Linked DNA regions of Homo sapiens: region 1 is linked to region 2. A link is an interaction called in ENCODE POLR2A ChIA-PET data of the cell type or tissue named here. Cell type or tissue: OCI-LY7. All regions are shown on one strand. Links, peaks and the distances in the headings refer to the core of each region. The heading gives the core; the rest is flanking DNA. Region 1 has its middle 48 kb from the start of TMED10. Region 2 has its middle 6.6 kb from the start of LINC01220.

Region 1 (2,912 bases), core at 280-2,779, 77 kb after region 2:
CCACTCTCAGCAATCTTCAGCAAAATGGTTATTTGTATATACATACTTTTCCCCATCTTGATCATAAGCTGCCTTTTTTTTTTCTTTTTTTTTTGAGACAGGGTCTCACTCTGTTGCCCAGGCTGGAGTGCAGTGGCACATTCTTGGCTCACTGCAGCCTCGACCTCCTGGGCTCAAGCAATCCTCTCACCCTCAGCCTTCTGAGCAGCAGGGACTGCAAGAGCATGCCACTACACCCAGCTAATTTTTTGTATTTTTTGTAAAGACAGGGCTTTGTCATGCTGCCTAGGCTGGTCTCAAACTCCTGAGCTCAAGCAATCCACCCGCCTCAGCCTCCCAAAGTGCTAGGATTACAGGAATAAGCCACCATGCCTAGCCATAGCTGCTTTTTAAATAAAAATTTTAAAATACCTTTTTGTTTTGTTTTGTTTTGTTTTGTTTTGAGCAGGAGTCTTGCTCTGTTGCCCAGGCTGGAGTGCAGTGATGCCATCTCGACTCACTGCAACCTCTGCCTCCCAGGTTCAAGCAATTCTCCTGCCTCAGCCTCCCGAGTAGCTGAGATTACAGGCGCCCGCCACCACGCCTGGCTAATTTTTGTATTTTTAGTAGAGACGAGGTTTCACCATGTTGGCCAGACTGGTCTGGGACTCCTGACCTCAAGTGATCCTCCCGCCTCAGCCTCCGAAAGTGCTGGGATTACAGGTGTGAGTCACCGCACCTGGCCAAAAATACCTTTTTATTATGTACATTTTGAAAGATACACAAAAGTCAAAAAATAATGTAATAACCCCCCTTTTCCATCATGCTACCTCGATAGTCATCAACATTTGGCCAGTTGTATTTCATCTGTCCTCCTTTTTTTTCTGCATTATTTAAAAGTACATCTCAGACATCATGAATCAAACACTTCTTGAGAGCTGATGTGTCTTGTTTATGTTTCTCATGGCCTTTAGCTTAGTATCTGGCCCCAACAGATGAAAATTGTTAACTGAATTAATCAAGGAAAAATGTGATTCATTCATTCAAAAATTCATTCAACAAATACTTATCGAGCAGCCACTATATACCAGACACTCTTCTAGGCATTGGGGATAGATTCTAGTGGAAGGACACAGGAATGAACAAATGAATGAATGAATAAATGACAAAATTTTAATTTTTTTATTTTTTTGAGACAGAGTCTCACTCTGTCACCCAGGCTGGAGTGCAGTGGTGCGATCTCAGCTCACTGCAAACTCCGCCTCCTGAGTTCAAGCAATTCTCCTGCCTCAACCTTCCAAGTAGCTGGGATTACAGGCTTGCACCACCACACTGGCTAATTTTTGTATTTTTAGTAGAGGTAGGGTTTCACCATTTTGCCTAGGCTGCTCTCGAACTCCTGAGCTCAGGCAATCCACTTACCTTGGCCTCCCAAAGTGCTGGGATTATAGGTGTGAGCCACTGCACCCCGCCAAAATGACAAAATTTTAAAGAGCACATTACTGCAGATTACCTGGGGCAAAAAAAAAAAAAAGAAAGAAAGAAAGAAAAAACCCCATAGTGATAAGTGGTATGCAAATAATTAAAACAGGTGAATGTGATAGCAAGTGATTAAGTGGCTACTTAGAACAGGTGGTTAGGGAGAGCCTCTCTGAGAAGGTGACCTTTATACTGCGTCTTGAATGGCAAGAAGGAACCAGCCGTGGGAAACTGAGTGAGAAAAGCAGTCCAGATGGAAAGAATAGCAACTGCAGTGTCCCTAAGGCAGAGCCAGCTTGACTGTTTGAGGAACAGAGAGAAAGGCAGTGTGGCTAGAGTGTGGGGGTGGGGGAAGTGGCAGGAGTGAGGTCTGAGAAGCAAGCAGAGGCCACATCCTGTAGGGATTAAGGGTTTTGTTGAAGGTTTGTCTGGAATCCATTGGAGGCTTTGCAGGGGAGTGATACAATCTGTTTAAAAGATCATTTTGCAGGCCACGTGCGGTGGCACATGCCTGCAATCCCAGCATTTTGGGAGGCTGAGGCAGGTGGATCCCTTGAGTTCAGGAGTTTGAGATCAGCCTGGCCAACACGGTGAAACCTCATCTCTACTAAAAATACAAAAATTAGCCAGGTGTGGTGGCACGTGCCTGTAATCCCAGCTAGTCAGGAGACTGAGGCAGGAGAATCACTTGAGCCTGGGAGGTAGAGGTTGTAGTGAGTAGAGATCGTGCCACCACACTCCAGCTTGGATGACAGAGTGAGACTCCATCTCAAAAGAAAAAAAAAATCATTTTGCAGCCTGTGCAATATATCAGACCCTGTATCTACAAAAAAAACAAAATAAAAAATTAGCTGGGGCCAGGCGCAGTGGCTCACGCCTGTAATCCCAGCACTTTGGGAGGCCGAGTGGGCGGATCACAAGGTCGATTTCATCCTGGCCAATATGGTGAAACCCTGTCTCTACTAAAAATACAAAAATAAAAATTAGCTGGGTGTGGTGGCGCACACCTGTAGTCCTAGCTACTCAGGAGGCTGAGGCAGGAGAATCGCTTAATCCTGGCAGGTGGAGGTTGCAGTGAGTAGAGATCATGCCATTGCACTCCAGCCTGGGTGACAGAGCGAGACTCTGTCTCAAAAAAAAAAAAAAAAATTAGCTGGGCACATGCCTGTCGTCCCACCTACTTGCAAGACTGAGGCAGGAGGATCACTTGAGCCCAAAAGGTCAAGGTTGCAATGAGCTGTGATCACACCACTGCACTCCAGCCTGGACGACAGCAAGACTCAGTGTCAAAAAAATTTAATAAATAAAAATACTTTTTAAAAAATAAAAGATCATTTTGGCTGTGGTGTGGAAAATAAGGCATGTGGTGGCAGGAAGACCAATGAAAAGGCAATTGCAAAAGTTTAGGAAAGAATGATGGTGTTTTAGGCCAGGTAGGAGCAGCAAAGATGGAG
Region 2 (2,912 bases), core at 143-2,642:
AGGGGCTGCTTTATATGGAATGTTCAGAGAAATCCTCAGAAGAAGTCATCTTTTTGTTTTGTTTTGTTTTCAGAGTTGAGGTGTCACTTTGTCATCCAGGCTGGAGTAAAGTGGTGCCATCATGACTCATTGCAGCCTCCACCTCCAAGCCTCAAGCGATCCTCCCACCTCAGCCTCCCAGCTAGCTGGGACCACAGGTATGCACCACCACGCCTGGATAATTTTGTTTATCTTTTGTAGAGATGAGGTCTCACTGTGTTGCCCAGGCTGGTCTTGAACTCCTGAGCTCAAATGACCCTCCTGTCTCGGCCTCCAAAGTGCTGGGATTACAGGCATGAGCCACCAGGCCTGACCAGGAAGTGAGCTTTAAGCTAGAGATCTGAAGGATGTGTGGGAGTTAGCCAGGAAAGAGTAGAGTTCCTGTGCGGGGGGTGGCGGGGGAGGGGACAGAATGTACAAAGGTCACGCAACAGAGAGGAACATGCTTACTCAAGGAACTGAGAGAAGACAGGCATGGAGTGATGCAAGATGAGGCTGAGACAGAGGAGGGCAGGAAGGGGCAGCTCGATGGGGCCAGGGACCAGAGGACACAGGCTCACCCAGACCTGATTGAGGTAGCCCCCCAGTTCCCAAAGTGACTACTGCATGGTTCTGCCTCCCGGGGGCCCTGCACCAAATGGCCCATGTGGACATCTCACCTCTGTCCTTCCAGTTCCCATTCTCTTCCTATCCTCCCCTGCTCTCCCCGCTACTAATCCTTTCTTTACCTCGTCACCATCAGCTCCTCTATTGCTTATCCTCTTCTCGCTTGCCCTCCCCAGCATCTTCCTCATTCACCCTTTTTTTTTTTTTTTAAGGCAAGGTTTCACTCTGTTGCCCCCAGGTTGGAGTACAGTGGCATGATTGTGGCTCACTGCAGCCTCAAACTCCCAGGCTTAGTTGATCCTCCCAAGTAGCTGGGACTACAGGTGCATGCCACCATGCTGAGCTAATTTTTTTTGTATTTTCTGTAAAGATGGGGTTTCACCATGTTGCCTAGGCTGGTCTTGAACTGCTAAACTCAAGCGATCCACCAGCCTCGGTCTCCCAAAGTACTAGAATTACCAGCATGAGCCACTGCACCCAGCCTCATTTACCATCTCCACCTGCTCCCAACTTTTCCAGGAAATCGAACGTCAGTCTCCAAGCCTATCTTCCCCTGAAAAGAAGATAATCTTTAAGTCAGACACAACCAGCATTCATTGAGAGCTCACCATGTGCTGGGCCCGGCATCACTTTCCACATTTTTTTCATTTAACCCTCACAGCAATCTTATCCAATAGCTACTATCATTCCAGTTTTACACTTGAGGAAATCGAAGTGTAGAGACAGTAAGTAGTTTTCTCAAGATTACGCAGCTAGAAACTGGTTGAACCAATACTACCCTCCTGTGTGATAACAGGGACTGCACATTGTCCTGTTTGACAGCGTACTAACTGCACGACTACATTTCGAAAGCCTTAAAAATGTGCACACCCTTTGGCCCATTTCTGAAAAAGTCAACTTAGATGTGTACAGAGGTCCCTGCAGCATTTCTACAATAGCACAGAATTTGGAAACAACCCAAAGGTTCAACAATATAGGGTTGGTTAAATTGTGGGTCATTTAGAACTAGAAACCTATATAACCTTTTTTTTTTTTTTTTTTTTTTTGAGACAGAGTCTCGCACTGTCGCCCAGGCTGGAGTGCAATGACACGATCTTGGCTCACTGCAACCTCCGCCTCCCAGGTTCAAGCAATTCTCCTGCCTCAGCCTCCCAAGTAGCTAGGCTTACAGGCGCGTGCCACCACGCCGGGCTAATTTTTTGTATTTTTAGTAGAGACAGGGTTTCACGGTTGGCCAGGCTGGTCGCGAACTCCTGACCTCATGATCCACCCACCTGGGCCTCCCAAAGTGCTGGGATTATAGGCATGACCCACCACGCCCAGTCTCATGACTATTAAAGTGATCATGTAAAAAAAATTTGATGTCCATGAACTACCATGTAGAAGAAGCAAAATGACAATACTTGTAATTACAAGTATTACAGCATGGTCCTGTTTTTGCAAAAACTACAGTATGTGAATTGAAGTAGAAAACTAACATGCAGAGAGGATCCTTGCGGCCAGGAGTTTGACACCAGCCTGGCCAACATAGTGAGACCCCCCACACACACACCATCTCTATAAAAAATAAAAAATTAGCCCAGAGTGGTGGCATGTGCTTCTAGTCTCAGCTACTCAGGAGGCTGAAGTAGGAGGGTCACTTGAGCCCAGGAGTTGAAGGCTGCAGTGAGCTAGGACCGTGCCACTGCACTACTCCAGCCTGGGTGACAGAGCAATATTCTGTCCAAAAAATAAATAAAAAATGAAACTAGTGTGTGTATTGGAAAGGTAGAATTAAAAATGTTGACAGTGGTTATTCCTGTGATGGGATTACAGTCAATTTTTATTTTCTTTATTTTTTGATGATCTGAATTTTCAAAGGTTTCTACCAGGAGCATGTATTTCTTTTGGGAAAAGTTTTTTTTAAAAAGTGAGGAGGTGTTGGAAACTTCCCATTTATTATGTTGTCATCTATTTTAAAAACAAACATACTACTTTGCTGAGAACGTTTTGAAAATATTTTTTTCCTATTACAAAAGCAATATGTGCTTGCCAAAAAAGGCAATCAGAAAGTACAGACAAGCAAAAAGAAGAAAATAAAAACACATTCCCTCCTACCCAGGAACAGCCAATATTAGCACCTTCATGACTCTTCATAAGCTATGTTGTTTTTTTTTTTTCAAGAGATGGTGTCTCACTATGTTGACCAGGTTGGTCTTGAATTCCTGGCCTCAAGTGATCCTCCCACCTCAGCCTCCCACAGTGCTGGGATGAGCCACCACGCCTGC

The links. ChIA-PET counts read pairs that join two places held together with the same protein. Peaks named below come from ENCODE experiments on the same cell type or tissue, not always from the same donor. Only the 100,000 strongest peaks of a DNase experiment are listed, where the experiment ranks them.
Region 1: POLR2A ChIA-PET joins it to region 2 with 5 read pairs; 13 of 35 experiments call an interaction of 5 or more read pairs at or near these places.

What each region holds. Positions count from the first base shown.
Region 1 is chr14:75,222,799-75,225,710 of GRCh38, reverse strand. No RefSeq gene overlaps it. Among named protein-coding and RNA genes, the nearest start is that of TMED10, 48 kb to the right of the region's middle. RefSeq lists an enhancer at 2,194-2,912. In OCI-LY7, for the core only: no CTCF peak of the experiment used is centred there; a DNase peak (open chromatin) is centred at 1,780; H3K4me3 peaks cover 855 bases; H3K27ac peaks cover 1,536 bases.
Region 2 is chr14:75,299,505-75,302,416 of GRCh38, reverse strand. No RefSeq gene overlaps it. Among named protein-coding and RNA genes, the nearest start is that of LINC01220, 6.6 kb to the right of the region's middle. In OCI-LY7, for the core only: no CTCF peak of the experiment used is centred there; no DNase peak of the experiment used is centred there.